Regions from separate parts of the Homo sapiens genome. Here region 2 is linked to region 1. Evidence: read pairs that join two places in POLR2A ChIA-PET (ENCODE). Cell type or tissue: CD4-positive, alpha-beta T cell. All regions are shown on one strand. Links, peaks and the distances in the headings refer to the core of each region. The heading gives the core; the rest is flanking DNA.

Region 1 (5,236 bases), core at 237-5,236:
GCCAACATGGTGAAACCCCATCTCTACTAAAAATACAAAAGTTAGCTGGGTGTGTACATGTAGTCTCAGCTACTTGGGAAGCTGAGGCAGGAGAATCTCTTCAACCGGGGAGGTGGAGGTTGCGATGAGCTGAGATCACGCCACCACACTCCATCCAGCCTGGGTGACAGAGTGAGACTCCATCTCAAAGCAAAAAAAGAAACATAGGTGGGACCCTTGGTGTGTCCTTAGGGCATGATGGTTGAGGTATACTGCTGGTCCTGTCATGTAAAAGAAAACGAGCCGACTCTGTGTCTACTGGAGAAAGCACTGCATATATCAGCCACAGTCAATACCTCGCTTCTGCAGGGACGGTGGCTGCCAGAGTGGGAGGCTTTGGTAGCACCCATGTCGTGGAATCACAATGTTGTCGATAGCTCTGGGGTCTTGTACAAAATGCCAGATCCTCCCATTTGGTTTCCTTATGGGAAGGATCGCAGTACTATAATACATGGGCTTGTGCAAGGGATCATTATACCCTTTTCTCTTTTTTTGCTTTTCTTTGAGACAGAGTTTCACTCTCGTCACCCAGGCTGGAGTGCAATGGCGCGATCTTGGCTCACTGCAACCTCCACCTCCTGGGTTCAAGTGATTTTCCTGGCTCAGCCTTCTGAGTAGCTGGGATTACACATGCCCGCCACCAGGCCTGACTTATTTTTGTATTTTTAGTAGAGACAGGGTTTCACCAAGTTGGTCAGGCTGGTCTTGAACTCCTGACCTCAGGTGATCCACCCACCTCGGCCTCCCAAAGTGTTGGGATTTCAGGCATAAGCCACCAGGCCCAGCCTTTCTTTCTTTTTAAAATTAATCTTTGTTTAAAAATACTCTCATTTTTTATTTAATTGTAGCACTCCTAGATCCCGAAAGCAGATACACTCTTGTTATGGGTCTGATTCTTTTCATTGCTTCACGCCTTAGAGGATATTGTCCAATACTGGATAAAAGTTTACTCAGGTCTACTTCCACTTTAACGGGGATGGCTGAATATCTCTTCCACTTGGCTGTTCGTTTATAATGAACTGACAAACATACAAATTTTCTTGAGTTCTGTGAGACATTCTAGTAAATCATCTAACCTGAAGAGCAGGTTGTGAGAACCCCTGATTTAGAAAGCCCAGTGGTCATAAATATAAGTGGCTCTGGACTGGCTCCCGGGGTCTGAAGTGTGGGCAGTCGGTTAGGATTGAGCCCTTGTAATTTGTAGGATCTGACACACCCTCCAGGAAGGCAGTGTCAGAATTTACCTGTATTATATTGGACACCCAGTTAGCGGTTGGAGAATTGGTTGCTGGTATAGAAAAATACCAAATATTTTATGTCAGGGGAGTGAAAGAAAAAACAAAAACCCGGCCGGGCGCGGTGGCTCACGCCTGTCATCCCAGCACTTTGGGAGGCCGAGACGGGCGGATCACGAGGTCAGGAGATCGAGACCATCCTGGCTAACACGGTGAAACCCCATCTCTACTAAAAATACAAAAATTAGCCGGGCGTGGTGGCGCGCGCCTGTAGTCCCAGCTACTCGGGAGGCTGAGGCAGGAGAATGGCGTGAACCCGGGAGGCGGAGCTTGCAGTGAGCCCAGATCGCGCCACCGCACTCCAGCCTGGGCGACAGAGCGAGCTCCGTCTCAAAAAAAAAAAAAAAAAAAAAACCCATACACTTTAAGGAAAGCAACTGACAGCATTTGTTACCAGTGATAAAATTTGAGCTTTGAAGTAAGAATAACAATTTTGCCATTGTGCCCGGGCCAAGAAAAAAAAAAGAATTTTGCCATTGTGAAAGGCTTCCCAGTACTTTCTGATGAGCTTGACGGTGATATTAACAAATAACTTTTTTTTTTTTTTTTTGAGATGGGGTCTTGCTCTGTCACCCAGGCTGGAGTGCAGTGGTTCAATCTCAGCTCACTGCAACCTCCGCCTCCCAGGTTCAAGCGATTCTCCTGCCTCAACGTCCCAAGTCGCTGGACTACAGGTGTGCGCCACCACGTCCAGATAATTTTTGTATTTTTAGTAGAGATGGGGTTTCACCATGTTGCCCAGACTGGTCTCAAACTCGTGACCTCAGGCGACCCGCCCACCTCGGCCTCCCAAAGGTGGGAGGCCTTGCTGGGATTAGAGGTATGAGCCGCTGCACCTGGCCTCTTGTCCTTGTGTTTTGCAGTGATGCAATGACCATGTCTTACATTTGCAACCAGAAAAAAAGGTTAGTGTAACAATGTTTATCCTGTTTTTCCCAGAGTAGACATTATGAAGATTAAAAAAATTTGAAAGTGTTTTGAATATAATAAACTATGCTATACACACAACATTTTGGTGACTAGAAATACAAGTTTATTGTTTGTTGTTTGTTGAGACAGGGCCCTGCTCTGTCTCCCAGGCTGGGTGGCACAATCATGGCTCACTACAGTCTTGAACTCCTGGGCTTAAGCGATCCTCCCACCTCAGCCTCCAGAGTAGCTGGGACTGCAAACGAGCACCACCACGCCTGGCTAATATTTGTATTTTTTGTAGAGATGGGGTTTCACCATGTTGCCCAGACTGGTCTCAAACTCCTGGGCTCAAGCAATGCTCCTGCCTCGGCCTCCCAAAGTGCTGGGATCACAAGTATGAGCCACTGCACCCGGCTGAGTTTCTGTTGTTTTAAGCCGCTTCATTTGTGGTACTTCTTACAGCAGTCCCAGGAAACTGAGCAACTGCAGAACATCAAAATTGTTTTTCTTCAGCAAAAGGAGAAGCACTTGTGGTTGGCACCAGCTTTTCCTGTGCTCACTTCTGCATGGCCGCACCTTTGCCCGACACGAGTGCACAGCAGGCTGTGGGGGAGCAACTGGTTGAGTCAGGCCTCCACTTGTGCCGTATCCCCACCTGCTTTGCTGGACACCCCTGTTTGGGGGGCACCCACTGCTGCCCCAGACACCAAGCAAGCACCAGCTGTGTCCAAAACATACAGTCACTGTCTTGGCCCGTTTTGTGCTGCTGTAACAGAATGCCACAGACTGGGTAATTTAATACAGAACAGAAATTTATTTCCTCAAAGTTTTGGAGGCTGGGAAGTCCAAGAGCAAGGGGCCATCAGGTCAGGGCCTGGTCTCTGCTTCCACGATGGCACCTTGACCACCGTGTCCTCACGTGGTCAGAGAGAGCCCACTCCCAGGAGCCCTTTTAATAGAGCAGAACACTGCTGCGCTGCGGTTAAGTTTCCAACACGTGAACTTCGGAGGTGACACATTCAGATCATAGCAGTCACTCTAGGCAGAGTGTCTGATGTGGTTTTAAAATACGTTCACAGACTGGCCGGGCACTGTAGCTCACGTCTGTAATCCCAACAGTTTGGGAGGCCAAGGTGGGTGGATCACCTGAGGTCAGGAGTTCAAGACCAGCCTCACCAACATGGTGAAACCCCATCTCTACTAAAAATACAAAATTAGCCAGGTGGTGCATGCCTGTAATCCCAGCTACTCGGGAGGCCGAGGCTGGAGAATCGCTTGAATCCAGGAGGTGGAGGTTACAGTGAGTCGAGATCATGCCATTGCACTCCAGCCTGGGCAACAAGAGCGAAACTCTGTCTCAAAAAATAAAATAAAATAAAATACATTCACAAGGCCGGGCACTGTGGCTCACGCCTGTAATCCCAGCTACTTGGGAGACTGAGGCAGGAGAATCGCTTATAACCTGGGAGGTGGAGGTTGCAGTGAGCTGAGATCACACCGCTACACTCTAGCTTGGGCAACAAGAGTGAAACTCCGTCTCAAAAAAGTAAAATAAGGCCAGGCATGGTGGCCCACACCTGTAATCCCAGCACTTTAGGAGGCCAAGGCGGTCGGATCACGAGGTCAGGAGTTCGAGACCAGCCTGGCCAACATGATGAAACCCCGTCTCTACTAGCCTAGCCAACATGGGGAAACCCTGTCTCTACTAAAAATACAAAAATTAGCCAGGCGTGGTGGTGCGTGCCTGTAATCCCAGCTACTCAGGAGGCTGAGGCAGGAGAATCGCTTGAACCCAGGAAGCAGAGGGTGCAGTGAGCCAAGATTGCGCCGCTGCTCTCTAGCCTGGGCGACAGAGCGAGACTCCATCTCTAAATAAATAAATAAAATAAGAAAATAAAATATGTTCACAAATCCTTTGACATTCCTCACCTCAAAAGCTGGAACCCAACTCCCTCCTAAGCATGAGTCTTCTCAGTGACTCACTTCTAACAGCAGATCTTACATGGTTCCCCACACCCAGAGGACATTGGGTTCCTCCCAATATCCCCCCACCCAGCGACCCCCACCCAGGTCGCTGGCTTTGGGTCCCCCAGAGCCATGTTTCAAGGACACTCAGGCAGCCCCTGGATGTCCATGTGGTAAGGAATGAAGGCCTCCTGCCTGCAGCCTCGGGAGGGAGCATTCTCAGAAGAGGATGCCCCACCTCCTGCCCAGCCTTCAGATGGCCAGGACCTCGTCCAACGTCCTGACTGCAACATCATGAGAGACTCCGAGCCAGAAACCCCCAGGTTTTGTACTCCTGACTTATGGGAACTGACAGATAATGTTCGTTGTTAATTAAGGGGTGACTTGTCACACACAATAGGTCACTAAACAGCTCTGTCTGGCCTCCCAGGAGGAGCCTGCCTTTCCTTTTCTTCATGGGAAAAGTGCGATCAGTTTGTGAAGGAATGTCCGCCCCCACTTGATGCCAGAGGCTCCACATGGTGACTGTCATAAACTCCATCTGCCCTCAGTGCCTTGCCAGCACCCGGCCTGCGATCAGCTTGGTCTTGCGGGAGGCCAAGGCCCACGTGTGTTTGTGTGTGGTGTCTGTGTCTGCGTGCCCATGCATGCCCAGGGTACAGGGATGCCATATACAAATTCTTTCAATGTTGTATGTGGCATGTGTGTGTCTGTATGCCCAGGATACAGGGATGCTATATACAAACTCTGTTTTTTCGTTTTTTTTTTTTTGAGACAGAGTCTTGCTGTTTCGCCCAGGCCGGACTGCAGTGGCGCTATCTCGGCTCACTGCAAGCTCCACCTCCCGGGTTCACGCCATCCTCCTGCCTCAGCCTCCTGAGTAGCTGGAACTACAGGCGCCCGCCACCACACCCGGCTAATTTTTTGTATTTTTAGTAGAGACGGGGTTTCACCATGTTAGCCAGGATGGTCTTGATCTCCTGACCTCGTGATCCACCCGCCTCAGCCTCCCAAAGTGCTGGGAT
Region 2 (5,498 bases), core at 309-5,308, 120 kb after region 1:
GGCACGAGGGCGGCAGTGCCCCTCCCCCGCAAACCCAGCCCCTAGGTGGGCCAGTCTCAGCGTCTACACTGTGTGTCCAAGCACCCCCACCAGAGGCCCCCTGGGTTGACACACTTCTCACGGGGGTCACACCACCGGCCTCTGCCTAAAAGCCTGGCTTCCTCCAAACCTCCCTGCAGGACAGGCTGAGGGCCCCGCATTGGACTGGAGCTCACAGAGCTCTTCCTGTACCCAGCCGTACAGGGACGGGCCGGGGTTGGGGCTGCCAGCCGGGCAGGTGGGCCCACACCTCAGCCTGGCTGCGTGGACACCCCCTCAGCCCCTGACCCCCTCAGTCCCTGACCCCTCAGCCCGACCCTGACTCCAGGAACGTGTAAAGGAGGCAACTCCCCCACTCTCAGGCTGTTTCAAGGTCGACTGAGACATGCAAGAAGAGAGATGAGCACTTATGGTCAGAGGAGGAGGTGTGGCTGCCAGGGAGGGCAGTCGTGCTGTGCCCTGTGCTGGGCCCGGCAGGGAGATGGGGCAGCACCCTGAAGAGGGCCCATGTGGCAGGACGCGAGGTGCTGGGTTCCTGGAGGGTCTCAGCACTGGCCTCAAGGCCTGAGGGAACTACCACACACTGCTGGGGACATGTGGCCCCAGGTGGGCTTCCGCTGAGGGTGGGTGTGGACACCTGTGCTGTGCAGAACCAGACCTCAGACATGGCCAGGGATGGGGAGAGGTGGCCCTTGTACCCACTCACGGGCACCCTCGGCCACGCCAGCTAGAGGAGGCCTTGGGGGGCTGGCCCTGATCCCTCACAGCACAGCCCCTGTCTCTGCCCTCCAAGGACCGAGAGGGCAGGACCCACAGAGGACCCCAATAGCAACCCCTGGCCCCTGGCCAAGTCCACACGAGGGGCTTCTCTGAGGTGGGCTGGCCTCAGGTCAGTCCTCCAGGCTGAACCCGGCAATGACCCCAGGCTCCCCTCGGCTCCTCCCTCCATCCACAGGGCTGTCTCCCGGGGCCTGCAGCACCTCTGAGGCTGCACGGAGAACTGAGGCTGGGATGTGCTTGTGAGTTTAGCTCTTCCTTAAACCATTCCAAACTCACCAGTTTTCTCCCATGAGCAAGTACATACATAATCAATGTGTGTCATGGCGGAAGACGGTCCTGCTACACTTGCAAAGACCTCTGACGGGCAGGCACCACAGCTACCACCTCCCCATCCTGGGGCTGGACCCGGGCCCTTACGTACTTCCTGCCTCAGTGTTCCGAATCCACAGGCCGACAGGCCACCCAGCACGGCCCGACCTCCCCTTCTAGACCCGCTTCCTTGAGGGCAGAGGTGCCTGTAACTTCTTCCACAAAGCCGGGAACCATAAAGACCTCACTTCTCAAATGTCTGCTTCCAGAGCAACTGTGTGAGCTCTAAGCCTGGACCGGGATGGGCGCTGTCCAGGGATGTGAGACCTTCAGGGGCAGCTGGTGGCTTTCAGGGCCAGGGCAGCACCACACAGCACACCTCAGATGCCCAAACACGCTAACCCTAGAAACAGAGCCTCAGACAACTTGGTGCCAGAACTGCTCCTTTGGGCTTTTGTTTTGCTGTATTTTATTTATTTATTTTTTTGAAACAGAGTCTCGCTCTGTCACCCAGGCTGGAGTGTAGTGTTGCCATCTCGGCTCACTGCCAGCTCCGCCTCCCGGGTTCATACCATTCTCCTGCCTCAGCCTCCCAAGTAGCTGGGACTACAGGCACCCGCCACCACGCCCAGCTAATTTTTTGTATTTTTAGTAGAGACGGGGTTTCACCGTGTTAGCCAGGATGGTCTCGATCTCCTGACCTCGTGATCTGCCCGCCTTGGCCTCCCAAAGTGCTGGGATTACAGGCGTCAGCCACCGCGCCCAGCCTGTTTTGCTGTATTTTAAACCAAGGACTTCCAGAACAAAAATTCAAGACAAGCCACAGTAGAAACTTCCCAGCACAGTAACCTGGTGCACACAGGCCCAGGAAGGGTTGGAGCGGGGCTAGTGAAAAACACTGAGGCCCCTTGAGGCCTAGGCTCCCATGTGTGCAGGGGCCAGGGCACCTGAGGAGGCAGCAGGGGCAGCTTGGGGTGGCACAGGGACCATGTGGCCAGGGCTGGATGGCTGGGAACTCATGCAAATGGGCAAATGCCCTGGAAGGAAGCAAGAAGGAAGACGGGACACCTTGGCAGCCCGCCCAGGCTCTGGGGCACTGTGGCTGCAAGAGCACGGCTGGCCCACCCTCCAAATGTGGCCCTGCCAAGGCATGGGGGGCCCTGCCCCAGCCACTGGTGCTCTTCCTGGAGCGGGTGGAGGGGCCACCCAGGCCAGGGAAGGGCTGACAGTGCTCGTAAGTGCCATCGTGAAAGTGGAGGCTGGACCGGCTAGAGCTGCTGTCTCACACTCGGGTCTCCACGCTCTCAGGTCCAGGACCCCAGAGAAGGCCACACACAGAGCCTCTCCTCAGAAAAAGTCAAGCCCCATATGCTTGCTTGTGTTTGTTGTTCTTTAGAGACAGGGTCTCACTCTGTTGCCCAGGCTGGAGTGCAGTGGTGCAATCACAGCTCACTGCAGCCTGGACCTCACTGGGCTCAGGTGATCGTCCTGCCTCAGCCTCTCAAGTAGCTGGGACCACACTTGGCTAACTTTTTTTTTTTTTTAATTTTTTGTAGAGACAGAGTCTCGCAATTTTGCCCAGGCTGGTCTCAAACTCCTGGCCTCAAGCTATTCTCCTGCCCCAGCCTCCCGAAGTGCTAGGATTACAGGCATGTGCCACCACACTTGGCTTTCCATATGTTATAAGTACATTTTCCAGGGAATTATGACCCCCTGAAGCCCAATCATGAACCCCAGGACAAAAATCCCAGCCCTGGTCGGACACAGTGGCTCACACCTGTAATCCCAGCACTTTGGGAAGCAGAGGCAAGTGGCTCACTTGAGGCCAGGAGTTCGGGACTAGCCTGGGCAACACAGCGAAATCCCATCACCACAAAACGCAAAAATTAGCTGAGCATGTTGGTGCACACCTGTAGTCCCAGCTACTTGGGAGGCTGAGGTGGGAGGATCGCTTGAGCCCGGGAGGTCAAAGTTGTAGTGAGCTGTGTCACGCCACTGCACTCCAGCCTGGGTAACACAGTGAAACCCTGTCTCAAAAAAAAAACAAAAAAACAAACCCTAACCCTATCCAACGAGAAGGAACAGGCAGCCACACTGAACCTCAAACAGGATCAAAACGTTTACTGAGAGGTTAATACGGATTTGCTGAAGAAAGACGTTGCAATCCATGTTGTTAAAACGTGTTAGCACCTATCAGTTTAAAAAACAAGATGCGATTTTCTCTGAATAGGAAACATGTCGGCCTGGTGCAGCTACCCCTCCCCCCGCCCCCGCGGCTTTTTATAAGTGGTTTGTAAGATCAGCCCTGTGGCCTGTGTGAACAGAAGCACATCCTCCGCTACGGAAAACAAGGCTGGGGCCCCGGCGGCTCCGCGTGGATGTGGGTCTGCTTCTGGCCTTGCAGACCTGCCATCTCGTGGTCCAGGGGCCCCCTCCCAGGACTGTTCCTTCTCTACTGTCCTCCACCTCGCAAAGGCAAATGTGGGGGCATCAGGGAAGGCCAGAGCCCAGCACTAAGCCCCGCTCCATATCCACTCCAGCACACATCCCAGGCGGCATCCGAGGGCCTGGAGTGGCCCTTCGCCCACAGCCGGCCAGGCAAACACGGGGAGGCCAGGGCCCTGCACCCCTCTAGCTCTGCAGCTTGACCTCAGGGAGCTCCCACAGGGGTCGTTACCCCAAATGGGTATCCACCACTGCACTGGAAAAGCAGCAACCAACAGAACCTGACCTCTGGCGCTCGGTTCCGCCCCCCAGTGGGTCTCCCCATAAAGCCCCGCCCCCCGGTGGGTCTCCCCATGAAGCCCCGCCCCCCGGTGGGTCTCCCCATAAAGCCCCGCCCCCCGGTGGGTCGCACCATGAAGCCCCGCCCCCCGGTGGGTCTCCCATGAAGCCCCGCCCCCCGGTGGGTCTCCCCATGAAGCCCCGCCCCCGGTGGGTCTCCCCATGAAGCCCCGCCCCCCGGTGGGTCTCCCATGAAGCCCCGCCCCCCGGTGGGTCTCCCGGTGGAGCTCGGCTCCTGCAGGTCCGCTCCGGAACCTGCTGACTCTCCTGCGATTCCTAAACTGGCAGCGATGCTCCAGAGCCTCTTCCGCCCCGACAGCAGCCCCACCTCTGCCCGGAGCCCGGGGCGCCTCCACTGCCTCTCCTCACACAGCTGCCCGCCGCGAGCTCCCCCTGCACCCTGCGCCTCGGGGTGGGCGTTCCAGGACTCCCCGAACCCTTGGGGCCGCCCCGCTCTGGGCTGCCTGTGCCCCACCCGCCTCACTGGTTGATCTCACCCACTTGAGATGCCCTCGCCAGGCCTTTTTTGGCAAATCTGCCTCCCTGTTCCCAGGCTGCCTTTTTCTATTATTTCCTCCCCAAGCAAATCCATCCACTCCACACCTGCTACCTGACAACGACCTGCCAGTGCTGAGCTCCAGGGTGGGCGCGGTGGGTGCAGACAGGTCGGCAGGCACAAGGACAGGGTTCTCCCTCCCGAGGCAGGGCGGGGGCGGGGGGGCGCAGAGGTGGCTGAGGGTTGGGGGCTCCAAGCAGAGCGAGCTGAGTTTGCCGAGGCCTGGCTGCCTTGGCGGCCAGCAGGTGAGCAGGGTGGGCCGAAGCCTCTGCAGGGGCCATGTGGCCCAGCCACACCCAGGAGGCCGGGGCAGAGCAGACAGGGGCCCGGGGCGGATCTCCCTGCCCTGCTGTCGTCCCCCCTGTGCAGAGTGGACCCGGTGTGGGGTCCGGGGCGGTCTGCGCCCTCATCAGGACCCGCCTGCCCGGACATCGTGGCCACGCGCAGCGCGCGGCACGCGGACCCTCCCCGCACTCACCAGCGTGTGGCGCTTCATGTGCTCGCGCCGCGTGAACTTCTTCCCGCAGATCTCGCAGGGGTAGGGCCGCTCTCCCGTGTGCGAGCGCATGTGTCGCTTGAGGATGCACTGGTGCATGGCCGAGAAGCTGCAGTACGGACACTTGAACTTCTTCCTGATCACCGTGAACTCATTCACTGAAAGAGAGGGACCCGCGAGGCGTCAGCAGGGCTTGGGATGTACCGCCCTGCGGCCCACAGACCACGGCTGCACGCCGCAGCCCAGCAGCCAGGACGGGCTGTCTCCCACGGCCACCCACTGGGGGCTGGTCAGCACTGCGACAGGCCAGGCTCCCCCACCATCTGCATAAATTGTCCCACCCACTGTCTGGCAGGGGCGGTGCCAGCAAGGCTGAGCCCCAGGGAGCTCAGGAGCCCCAGCTCTCAGGAGATCTTTCCATCCAGGCCAAAGGCAGGAGGCAAGGGGTAAGAACGGCCAATGCTGAACACAGTGCCCGGTCCCTGCAGGACCCTCCTTCCAGCCCTCAGACCCCACTGGGCATGTGTGGGTAGC

Evidence for each region. ChIA-PET counts read pairs that join two places held together with the same protein. Peaks named below come from ENCODE experiments on the same cell type or tissue, not always from the same donor. Only the 100,000 strongest peaks of a DNase experiment are listed, where the experiment ranks them.
Region 2: POLR2A ChIA-PET joins it to region 1 with 5 read pairs; 13 of 35 experiments call an interaction of 5 or more read pairs at or near these places.

The regions. Positions count from the first base shown.
Region 1 is chr20:63,632,732-63,637,967 of GRCh38, forward strand. No RefSeq gene overlaps it. Among named protein-coding and RNA genes, the nearest start is that of MHENCR, 8.1 kb to the left of the region's middle. RefSeq lists a silencer at 2,796-2,845 and an enhancer at 3,046-3,095. In CD4-positive, alpha-beta T cell, for the core only: no CTCF peak of the experiment used is centred there; DNase peaks (open chromatin) are centred at 2,790 and 3,280; H3K4me3 peaks cover 1,079 bases; H3K27ac peaks cover 3,107 bases.
Region 2 is chr20:63,747,740-63,753,237 of GRCh38, forward strand. ZBTB46 (zinc finger and BTB domain containing 46) reads right to left here. Exons shown (of 5, transcript NM_001369741.1): 4 at 4,947-5,122. Among named protein-coding and RNA genes, the nearest start is that of ZBTB46-AS2, 6.7 kb to the left of the region's middle. RefSeq lists enhancers at 4,052-5,002, 5,003-5,498. In CD4-positive, alpha-beta T cell, for the core only: no CTCF peak of the experiment used is centred there; DNase peaks (open chromatin) are centred at 3,422, 3,872, 4,252 and 4,932; H3K4me3 peaks cover 522 bases; H3K27ac peaks cover 833 bases.